Linked DNA regions of Mus musculus: all the other regions are linked to region 2. A link is a loop called in an ENCODE intact Hi-C map of the cell type or tissue named here. Cell type or tissue: heart. All regions are shown on one strand.

Region 1 (2,500 bases), 1.3 Mb after region 2:
TTTTGAATTTCATATTTGTACAATGTATTAGATCATACTCACATGTACTCTTCCACTTCCACACTCCCTTCTTTTTAAAACGTTGATCTTAAAAATTATTTTATGTGTATAGTGTTTGCATGCCCGTATGTCTGTGAACCACAGATGAGTAGTGCCACAGAGGTCAGAAGAGGGCATCAGATCTCATGGAACTGGACTTACAGAAGGTTGTGAGTCACCATGTTGGTGCTGGAAATTGAACCTGGGTCCTCAGAAAAAGCAGCCAGTGCTCTTAACTACCAATCCAAACTCCCTAAACAAAACACAGAACTGACTTTTGCTGCCTATATCCTTTTGGATGTTGGGCCATCCTCTGGAGCATGGCCACATCCTTAGAGACCAATGACTCTTTAGATCCCAGAAGGCAGTTATCCATAGCTCTTTTTGCTAGGGATGAGTGTTCAAGGGCTACTTCCAGTCTGTCATGTGGCATTTCCTTAGTAAAATACATAACTACCCTGTAATGAATTGTTAAGTTTCTTTTCTGTTACAGCGTGCTATCCTCATTGGCAGGCAACAGTTGTTACGGTTGCTGTATGAACCTGGTTTTTCCACATTTCAATACCACCCAATCCCCAGTTGATATTTCAGTTTGGCTTCCTTTGCCCTGCTTTTACTAAAGGCCTCTTCTCTTTCGTCCCCTTCCTACTTCCTGCAGATCAAGGTCAGGATCAGTTCCACTCTCCTCCGGGATTAACCCCTCCCCTGGGCGCGTCAGCGAGCTGACGTCAGGCGCAGCCGAGGCGTTTCCCGTTAGGCCCTCCCAGCAGATCCTGAGGTGTTTGTTGTTCCGGTCGGGGGAGGCTTGAGCTCTGCCGGTACCAAGGAACGTCAATCATCCAACGTTAGCCTCAGCAAGTTCTCGGTGGTCTCTAAACCTACAGCCCAGTCTTCCAGCACATCGCCACTCAACCGCGGCCCCGCCCTTGGACTCGCGCTGTGGTTTCCTAGGGAACGACGCTGAGCGTCGGCGGCGATTGGGCTGGGTCGCGCGTGCGCAGTGCGCTTTGTTGGTGGCGACCCCGCGGTGGTTGCGGAGATTTGACTGCTGCAAGGCATGGCCCATTTCTCCAGCGAGGATGAGGTGATGCTGCAGGCGATGCTCCGGCAGCTGTTCCAGAGCGTGAAGGAGAAAATCACCGGAGCTCCCTCCTTGGAGTGCGCAGAGGAGATCCTCTTGCGGCTGGAGGAGACTGACGAAAATTTTCACAAGTAAAATCGAGTTTATAAGTTTTTAAGCAAACAAACCATTGGTCCAGGAAAGCTGAAAATGATTTGGATAGAGATTTATTTGGTATTTTTTTGCTAAAATAGCTGATTGTTGCTTCAGTTTTTTTTCTCTCAATTGTCCCTGTGCTGAATTTATCCTCTTTTTCCAAAGTGATTTTTGTAGAGCCTCATCTGCCTCTGTGTTCTCTTCTGTCACAGCAGCTTAAGAACATCAATTGTAAATTATTCTGTTCTTTAAAGAACAATCTTAACATTTAAGGGAATTCCTTTCACATTATCTAAAAGTAGTGACCCCCACCTCCTACCCCTCCCCGCCCCCAGGTCCTTATTTGTGGTTTTGTTGGTCTGTTACTTTCACTGCCTGTTGTAAGAAGCCACTCAACACTGGAAGGGCCTCCCACACTGAGGCAGGTCTGGGTGCCTGTGTAGGGGTAGGGCGCCTATACAAATGTCCTAGACCTACTGAAAGGGAGCAGGTTGTCCAGCTTTGAGGAGCATGGAGAGAGGAAGTGTTCGGTGCAAACTGAAGGACCTTTTTATAATCAAACTGCTCCTTAAACTTAAAGATCCTTAGGGCTCAACGCGTTTCTTTGGAGTTTGTTCATGTAGTGAATTAGGCCTCTCAGCTTCAAGGTCTTCCTCCAGGCGCACGCACGATTAGTTGTAGCCTTTTACAATCCAGTGTTTGTCTCTCACAGATACTTTTCCTGTGATGTTGCTTTTGACTTGGTCATTCAGGTGCTGGGAATGGAACCCAAGCCTCATGCCTGATAGGAGGCAGTTTCTGTTGCTTTTTATTGACTTTTGGATATCTCGAAGTTCAGTTTCTAGAAATGGGCATTAAGGGACCCTTCAGTCCTTTAATGTTCTCTGTAAAAGGTTATGTTTTACTTGCCGTTTTATGGTGGTGTTCTTTATAATTTGCTCAGATTCTCAAGGGAATTTAAAAAGATGTGCAAAGAGTCACTGTAGGGTTTCTAATTTAATAAGTCAGGATTTTTGAGACCTGCATGCTATGTTGCCCGGCAAGCCCAGGATAACCTGGAAATGACTATTGAACTTAAGTATCCCAAGTGGTGGGAGCATGTATCACCATGGCCCAGCTTGATTTTTTAAATTTATGATTATGCTTATGGTTTCCGTTGTTTTTGCTTATTCCCATATAAAATTGATGCTGATAAGAATGATCGGATGATACTCTTTTATTTAGACATATTTGTGTCAGTTTTGT
Region 2 (2,500 bases):
GCTTCAGCCTCAGTTCCTACCTCCAGGTGCCTACCTGTGTTCCTGTGCAAGTCCCACAATGAATGGCCAGCACCAGGGATACAGAAGCCAAACAAATCCTCTCCCTAAGCTGCCTTTGTTCATCACAGCAATGGAAACCGACTAAGGAAACAGCCTCTCTGTTTTGCAGATTTTCAGTTCTGTTCCAATAGCATCGCATAAGTGACTTTTTTTTGTCACTCGGTAACACATAAACATACTTTCCCTAAAGGTTTGCATCTTAGTCATGTGAGAAGGGATCTTATCTCTCTCAACAGTGGCTGTCTTGTAGTCTTCTGAGTTGGCTATTTCCATATGCTTAATGTAGTGGGTAATTCTATTAAACTTCTACTGCTGAAAATATATGACTTCTATGATGTGGCTGCATCTTCATTGTGAATACTCTGTTTACCCTGCTTTATTTTCTTTTTGTGTACGTATTACCACCCAAGATTTCATTACTTTCTTTCAGAGAGCTCCACTTAGAAAACGTTAATAAAAATAAAAGCTCTTTTTGTCAATTAGAATTTCTAACTTTCATAAGCCCTTTTCTGTATCAAGTTTCTCAACTTGTTTTCACCCTAAACACGTGCTCTCTTTGGGACAGTGTTACATTAAAACATCCTCAGGGGGTCTAAAAGTATTATCTCTGTCCTAGATTCTGTTTAGAAAAGAAACAGAAAATGTTAAAAACACCATAAAAGAAACTTTTTGGGGAAGACTGAAATAAATACATTAAAAAAAAATAGTCTGGGTACAATACCTACTATTCTGACTTGATAACTTATTCGGTATAATTTTCATAGCTCAGACTATCATATTTTTGCATTTAAGGATAATTGAGAATATTCTGTGTTCAATTTTGTCACATAATAAATTTCTAGGAAAAGTGAACTTATACAGAGCTGTAGGACCATTAAGTCAAGCTTTCCAGAATACAGGTGAAAAGGTTTCTTTCAAAAGAAATCTTTATCCTCAAACTAAAGGAGTATATGATTGTCTATCACTGTAGAGGATAGGGGATGCATAAAAGTTTGCTTAGTCCTCAAGAGCTTCTGCTTTTAAAAGGCCTTAAAGTAATAGCCACTGAGCCAATTGTAAATCCTAAAATCACCTCTACAACTCAATACAAATGTAAAGGAAGCTAGGCACACAAACAAACTTTTAGAAGAGCACAGCAAGGCTGTATGTAGGGAAGGCTTAGCAGTTAAGAGAGAGTTTACTGCTCAGAGAGTTCCCCAGTTTGGTTCCTACCACTCATGTGGGTAGGCTCAAAACAGTCCAAAGTCCAAGACTTGGAAGTCTGGCTCCCTCTTCTGCCTTCATTCAAATATGCAATATGCACACACAGACAAGGCCATGGTTAAAAATGAAATCTTTTAAAAAAGATAACAACAACAAAAAAGACTTATTTTGGCTTTCCATCAACATTAGCTTAAAGTTGTACCTTTCAGTACTGGCATTCCAAATAGTATCCCATCTGGGGTGTCCAACCTTTGACAATACATTACTCTGTCATTTACAAAAGTTTTGGGCCACATTCATATCTATCTCAGAACACCTGTTTCTCCATTCCAATCAAACCCATTACATTGTAAATGTAATAGTTTCAGTGACACAAACATTAAAGCACCAACTGTATCTCTAGAACCAATACCCCACTGAGTTTAATTACACGTTGACTGTCCTATTGGTGTATTAGAAATGGGCAATTAAAAATATAAACTGAGACTTAATACGGTAATTAAAAGCCATTAAGTAGCTTGTTTCATTTACAATTAAGAATTCACACGTATGCACTAGTTTAAATTCTCCACAGTCCTTACCGATCAAAAAAGGCAAGAAAGTTATTAAAATGTTTTGGCTAATTGAAGTTATCAGGTCACTTATACAATACTGTTTAATTAGAACCAATTGCCAATACATTTGTGTAGAACTTATAGACAATACAAATAAATGGCCTTTTGCAAATTCACGTTCAATGACCTCAGCTTGGTTGGGGGAAAGAAATTATTTCAGTCCAGTTTCTAATGTTAAAAGACAGCTGAGGAGCGGTCTGCACTGATCCGGTCTCGTCAACCTTTAATCCTTCTGCCTGATGAAAAGCATGAGCCGTCTGTTTATTTTAAGTTCATGCTGGTTAGCTGCCTTTCTTTATTTTCACTTCTTTGTACCAATGTATCAAATTAATCAATTGCTTAGTCTACACAACCAGCAGGGGTTGGGGGTGGGGCACCTATGTGACAATACACACGAAAATTAAATCCTAGAAAGAAATTTTTAAAACTTGGCACTAATACTCAGCAAAAATTCAGTGACATAGTTGTCCAAATATCAGGTATATTCTATTGCTGTTACCTCCTAAAAGCAGGCAAGGGTGAAAACTAGTTTTAACAACAGAAAAGGGCACAAATGAAACGGAGGAGATAACATTTATTTGACATATAGCTAGGTATTTCCCACTTACTCATCTCAAAAACTG
Region 3 (2,500 bases), 310 kb before region 2:
TCATTATCACCCAGCAAAACAGACAGGAAAGTGGAACACGCAGAGATTAAACCCAGGTCATCTGTCATAAAGTAAAGGGCTGACACTGGTTCAGGGGCCACACTTCGGGAGACATGTTGCCTTTAATCACTGTACAATGCCTCTCATATACTTAGTCAAATAAGCTGCCTTGTACCAAAGTAGATAATGATATCTACACAAAAGGTACATTGAGGATTAAAGTAAATGAGATCATGAATGGATTAAATTTTTCATAATCCAAATCTTGCAATGGATTTTGAGCACATCCCTATGACATAATGCAGTACCTGGTTCACAGAGCTCCAAGAACAGGAATGAGTCTGATGGAGTGGGCCCTTAACAAAGATTCTTTAATTTTACAATTCATGGCATTGAGGCAAAGGCAAATTTCAGGATTCCCTCCAGATCATGTGACCAGGCAATAAAAGCTGAGCTAGAACCTGTTTCTCCAGATGCCAAGGTGCTATTTCTACCACATCACATTGCTGGATAGACAAATGAGGGGGTAATTAGATTCACTAAAGGATGGCTTGAAATGAGTCAGAACATCTGGAGGTTTTACATCCTAACGCCAATGATATTGTACATAAAATGTGGTTGTGTGTGTGTGTCTCTGTGTGTGTCTGTATATATGTGTCTGTGCCTGTGTGTGTGCGCGAGTTTGTAAGGTCACCAATCCAGCCTGTGACACAGTCCATAGCACACTCAAATCTAAATTTTTTGGCCAAAAATGCCCAAAGTCCTTTACCAAAATTTCTTTCTTATCCCCCAGATAAACTTTTCAAATATTTTTTCAAGATATGTGTGTTACACAGTCTACATAAGTGCTCAAATTTATTTAAAGAGATACTCAAAATTTTCAGAAAAAAAAATTCAGTCAAAGAATGCTTAATAATTTGTCCCAGCAAACCCAATGAACCATAATTATATGGACAATTGTATGTAGTCGTTTAAGTGGGCGTTGGTTGATCTGTTTATAAAGTCAGTTGCTGTGTGCTAAGTACACCAGCAGGTGACAGCCTACTAAATCTTTTAAAAATGAAGCCAAACACCCAGGGTGGTGGTCCTCTAGTCACATGGACTTGGCAAGGGGGAAAACTAAGACTGGGAACTTAAACACAGTTAGGAAACAAGCAGAGGCCAGGCTGGGTGGAAGTTGTGGAGGGAAGTGCAAAGGGGCCAGGGGGAGAGAGGCCTTCTAGTCAAGTGGAAAGCAGGTAAAATAATCCATGCAATGTGAAACCAGAGTCAACAGGTCTGGTTATTCTCTCTCCCTCCCGCTACCAAAACAGGAAGGTATCAGAAGGAGAGTCACATGATCACGGGCAAAGTTTTATGACTTCTTTCAGCAATTAATTCATTAAAACCAAAGGCGAATTTACCTGTGGTGCAGCCTGAGACATTTCCAGGTCAAAATCCGGAGCAGTCACAAATTTAAAATAGCACAATTCCAGCAATATAAAAACACGAGGCAGCCACATATGTACACATTCTGGGGGCTATTTCTGTTACAGGTGTTATTTGCCAGAGTTGACAAACCGGACATACAGCTGTGGCTTGCAAAAGCTTGACAGCTAAGTCAGGTGTACTTCACTCATAAGCAAGGAGAAGGGATTCCCTGGACCCCATTCAGGGAAGTCCTGTGCAGATCAGAGGCAGGCATGGAGAGGAGGCAGACAGCAGGAGAGTTTCAGTTCTGAGCACAGGTGAAAGTCTCAAGGATAGCTCTCTCTGCAAATCAAAACAAACCCCCCAACTAGAGCAATTATTTTTAAACGGAGCTAGGGAGATGGGGGAGGGGAGCGTCACCTTAAGTTTTAAAACCCAGAAGGCAACCTACAGTCTTACTAAACATTCAGTCTGGACGGGGATTTTCTAATTTGAGAGGGATGAAGAGTGTTAAACTGTGCCCAGGAATCCATTCCCACCGGTCTGGATCCAGTAATTTTGGAGTGGGGCTTAACTTACCGATTTTTTTTTTTCCCACCAAGTTTGGCAGCTGCTACTGCTGGGTGGAAGGAGACTGAGGGGGCAGGGCAGGGCAGGGCAGGCCAAGATTGCAGAAACAGAGTAATAGGCTCCCGGTAAACAGAACACACCACAAACGCAAGACCCCAAGTGCACCAAGGGCTGCGGAAGGGCTCAGGGGTTTTATGTTAAGAACGAAAGAGACCAGACGCCTCGGAGACCTGAAGAGGCAGAATTAGGCTCCGACGTCACTGAGCAGAACAGAATAGGACTGAAGCTACATCCAGGTGTAGGGACCCTGTAGGTCCTCCTCTGCTCTGGGCAGACTAGGTGACTCCGGGAATGCCCACAGCCAATTCTGAGCGGCATTTCCCACCAGACAACAGCTTCAGACTTTCCTCCCCTGGGAACTAAACCACCCAGACCCGGGATGTAAACAAACGCCCAGCAGGCGGCTCGGCTCCATACTGGCGCCCACGGGGCGCCCCCACCATGACTCAGACCCAGTGAC
Region 4 (2,500 bases), 1.3 Mb after region 2:
TTTCATAATAGTCTCCTTGGATACTGAAAAAAAACTTTAAAAAAATCCAACTCCCCTTCATGTTAAAAGCCTTGGAGAGATCAGGAATACAAAGTGCATAACTAAACACAAGAAAAGCAACATACAGCAGGCCAATAGCCACATCAAATTAGATGGAGAGAAACTTAAAGCAGCTCCACTAAAATCATGGACAAGACAAGGCTGTCCATCTCCCCATATCTCTTCAATATAGTACTTGAAGTTCTAGCAAAAGCCATAAAACAACAAGAAGGGGATACAATTTGGAAAAGAAAAAGTCAAAGTATGGATATTCACAGATGATATGATAGCATGCACAAGTGACCCCCAAAACTCTACCAGAGACCTCCTACATCAGATAAACATCATCAGCAAAATGGTTGGATACAAAATCTGCTCAAAAAAAAAATCAGTGGCCCTCAGTTATATGAACAATAAACAGACTGACAAAGAAATTAGGGAAACAACTACCTTCTCACTATCCACAAATATTATAAAATATCTTGGTGTAACTCTAACCAAGCAATTGAAAGACCTGTAAAACAAGAACTTCAACTCTCTGAAAAAGGAATGTAACTAAGATATCAAAAGATGGAATGATTTCTCATGGTCATGGATAAGTAAGATTAACATAATAAAAATGGCCATCTTATCATAAGATTCAATGCACTTCCATTAAAACTACAACATAATTCTTAACAGACCTTGGAACAACAATTTTCAACTTCACATGGAAAAAAACAAAACAAAACAAAACTGTATACCTAAAACAATCCTGTACAATAAAATGACCATCCCTGATTTCAAGCTGTACCACAGAATAGTAAAACAAACAAACAAACAAAACAATAATCACAAATGCATGATATTGGTATAGAAACAGAGAGGTTGATGAATTGAATCAAATACAAGATCCTGAAATAAACCCATATACCTATGAACATTGATTTTTTTACTAAGAAGACAAAAAACATACAATGGAAAAAAGAAAGCATCTTTAAGAAATGGTAGTTGTCTAACTGGATGTCTGCATCTAGAAGAATGTAAATAGATCCGATTTATTATCCTGCAAAAAACTCAAGTCCACATGGATCAAAGACCTCAACATAAAACCAGATACACTAAATGTAATACAAAAGGAAGTATAAAGTAGCCTTGAACACACTGGTACAGGAGACAACTTCCTGAACAGAACACCAAATAGCTCAGGCACTAAGATCAGTAACTAATAAATGGGGCCTCATGAAACTGAAAAGCTTCTGCAAGGCAAAGGTCATTGTCAATAGGAAAAAATTGGTAGCCTACAGAAGGGGAAAAGATCTTCATCAACCCTATATCTCATGGGGGGAGTGATATCCAAAATATATAATGAACTCAAAAAGGTAGACACCGACAACCCAAATAAGCCAATTTAAAAATGGGTTAAAGAGCTAAGCAGAGAATTTCTCAACAGAGGAATCTCTAATGGCCAAGAAAGACCTTTAAAAGGTCCAACATTCTTAGCCTTCAGGAAAATGCAAATCAAAGCGACTGAGATTCTACTTTAAACCCAGCAGAACGGTCAAAATAAAAAACTCAAGCCACAGCACATGCTGGCAAGGATGTGAATCAGGGAGAACACACCTCCATTGCTGGTGGGAGTGTCAAATTGAACAACCACTATAGAAATCAATTTGGCAGCTTCTCAGATAATTGGGTATAGTTCTACCTCAAGACCCAGCTATACCACAGGCATATACCCAAAAGATGTTCCACCAAACTACAAGGCACCTTGCTCAACTACATTCGGAGCAACTTCATTCATGATATCCAGAATCTGGAAACAATACAGATATCCCTCGATGAACAAGTGGATAAAGAAAATATGGTTCACTTACACAGTGAAATACTGCTCAGCTATTGAAAATAAGGATATCAAGAATTTTTCAGGCAAATGGATGGAATTAGAAAACATCATACTGTAGGCTTAGAAATTTCAAGACTTACTTAGAGTTCTTGAACGCTTCAACTTTCCCTCTAGCCCACGTACCAGAGGTAAGGGGAAAGAAAGGTTAATTATTTGGACTGTGCAAACACAGGTTCATACCAATTCCAAGATTATTCTGTGGCTATACAGCCATGTATTGTGATGATTCAGGTCACAGCGGTGTCTATTAGAAATTCGTATTCAAACGGATGCGTCCATAAATCTAACAATTCATTCCAAAGGGATAGGAACTAACATTCCACACAACAGTTGCCCTCACAAGACTCTTTGTTCCAGCACACTAGGAAATTTAGGAAGTTCTGTAAATCCTGAGAATTTGACTACAGCCATGTGATCACGGGTCAGCTAGGCAGAGCATGTTCTCCAGCAAAGTTGAGTGCGCTCCCTTCAGCATCTCAGGCACAGGCAGTCAGCAGAACCAGATTGCCCTGGCCATCCTGTTGTTTTCCAACCTTCTCCTCTTCAATCCTGCTCCTGGGGGGCAGTGGCCAATCC

Evidence for each region. Hi-C counts contacts between places; a loop is a spot of excess contacts. Peaks named below come from ENCODE experiments on the same cell type or tissue, not always from the same donor. Only the 100,000 strongest peaks of a DNase experiment are listed, where the experiment ranks them.
Region 1: a loop joins it to region 2, with 2.9 times the contacts of the local background. A loop is called at or near these places in 2 of 42 quality-filtered maps.
Region 3: a loop joins it to region 2, with 2.4 times the contacts of the local background. A loop is called at or near these places in 3 of 42 quality-filtered maps.
Region 4: a loop joins it to region 2, with 5 times the contacts of the local background. A loop is called at or near these places in 2 of 42 quality-filtered maps.

The regions. Positions count from the first base shown.
Region 1 is chr10:56,227,229-56,229,728 of GRCm38, reverse strand. It overlaps Tbc1d32 (TBC1 domain family, member 32), which reads left to right and starts at 1,040. Exons shown (of 33, transcript NM_001033385.3): 1 at 1,040-1,251. The coding sequence starts at 1,097. In heart, a CTCF peak has its summit at 1,083; a DNase peak (open chromatin) is centred at 918; H3K4me3 peaks cover 1,677 bases; H3K27ac peaks cover 1,545 bases.
Region 2 is chr10:57,487,585-57,490,084 of GRCm38, reverse strand. All of the region lies in intron 1 of Hsf2 (heat shock factor 2), which reads right to left. Among named protein-coding and RNA genes, the nearest start is that of Hsf2, 2.4 kb to the right of the region's middle. In heart, a CTCF peak has its summit at 1,338 (motif pointing left); no DNase peak of the experiment used is centred here; H3K4me3 peaks cover 652 bases; H3K27ac peaks cover 537 bases.
Region 3 is chr10:57,794,916-57,797,415 of GRCm38, reverse strand. All of the region lies in intron 1 of Smpdl3a (sphingomyelin phosphodiesterase, acid-like 3A), which reads right to left. Among named protein-coding and RNA genes, the nearest start is that of Smpdl3a, 1.6 kb to the right of the region's middle. In heart, a CTCF peak has its summit at 1,014 (motif pointing right); no DNase peak of the experiment used is centred here; H3K4me3 peaks cover 1,375 bases; H3K27ac peaks cover 819 bases.
Region 4 is chr10:56,233,943-56,236,442 of GRCm38, reverse strand. No RefSeq gene overlaps it. Among named protein-coding and RNA genes, the nearest start is that of Tbc1d32, 6.5 kb to the right of the region's middle. In heart, no CTCF peak of the experiment used is centred here; no DNase peak of the experiment used is centred here.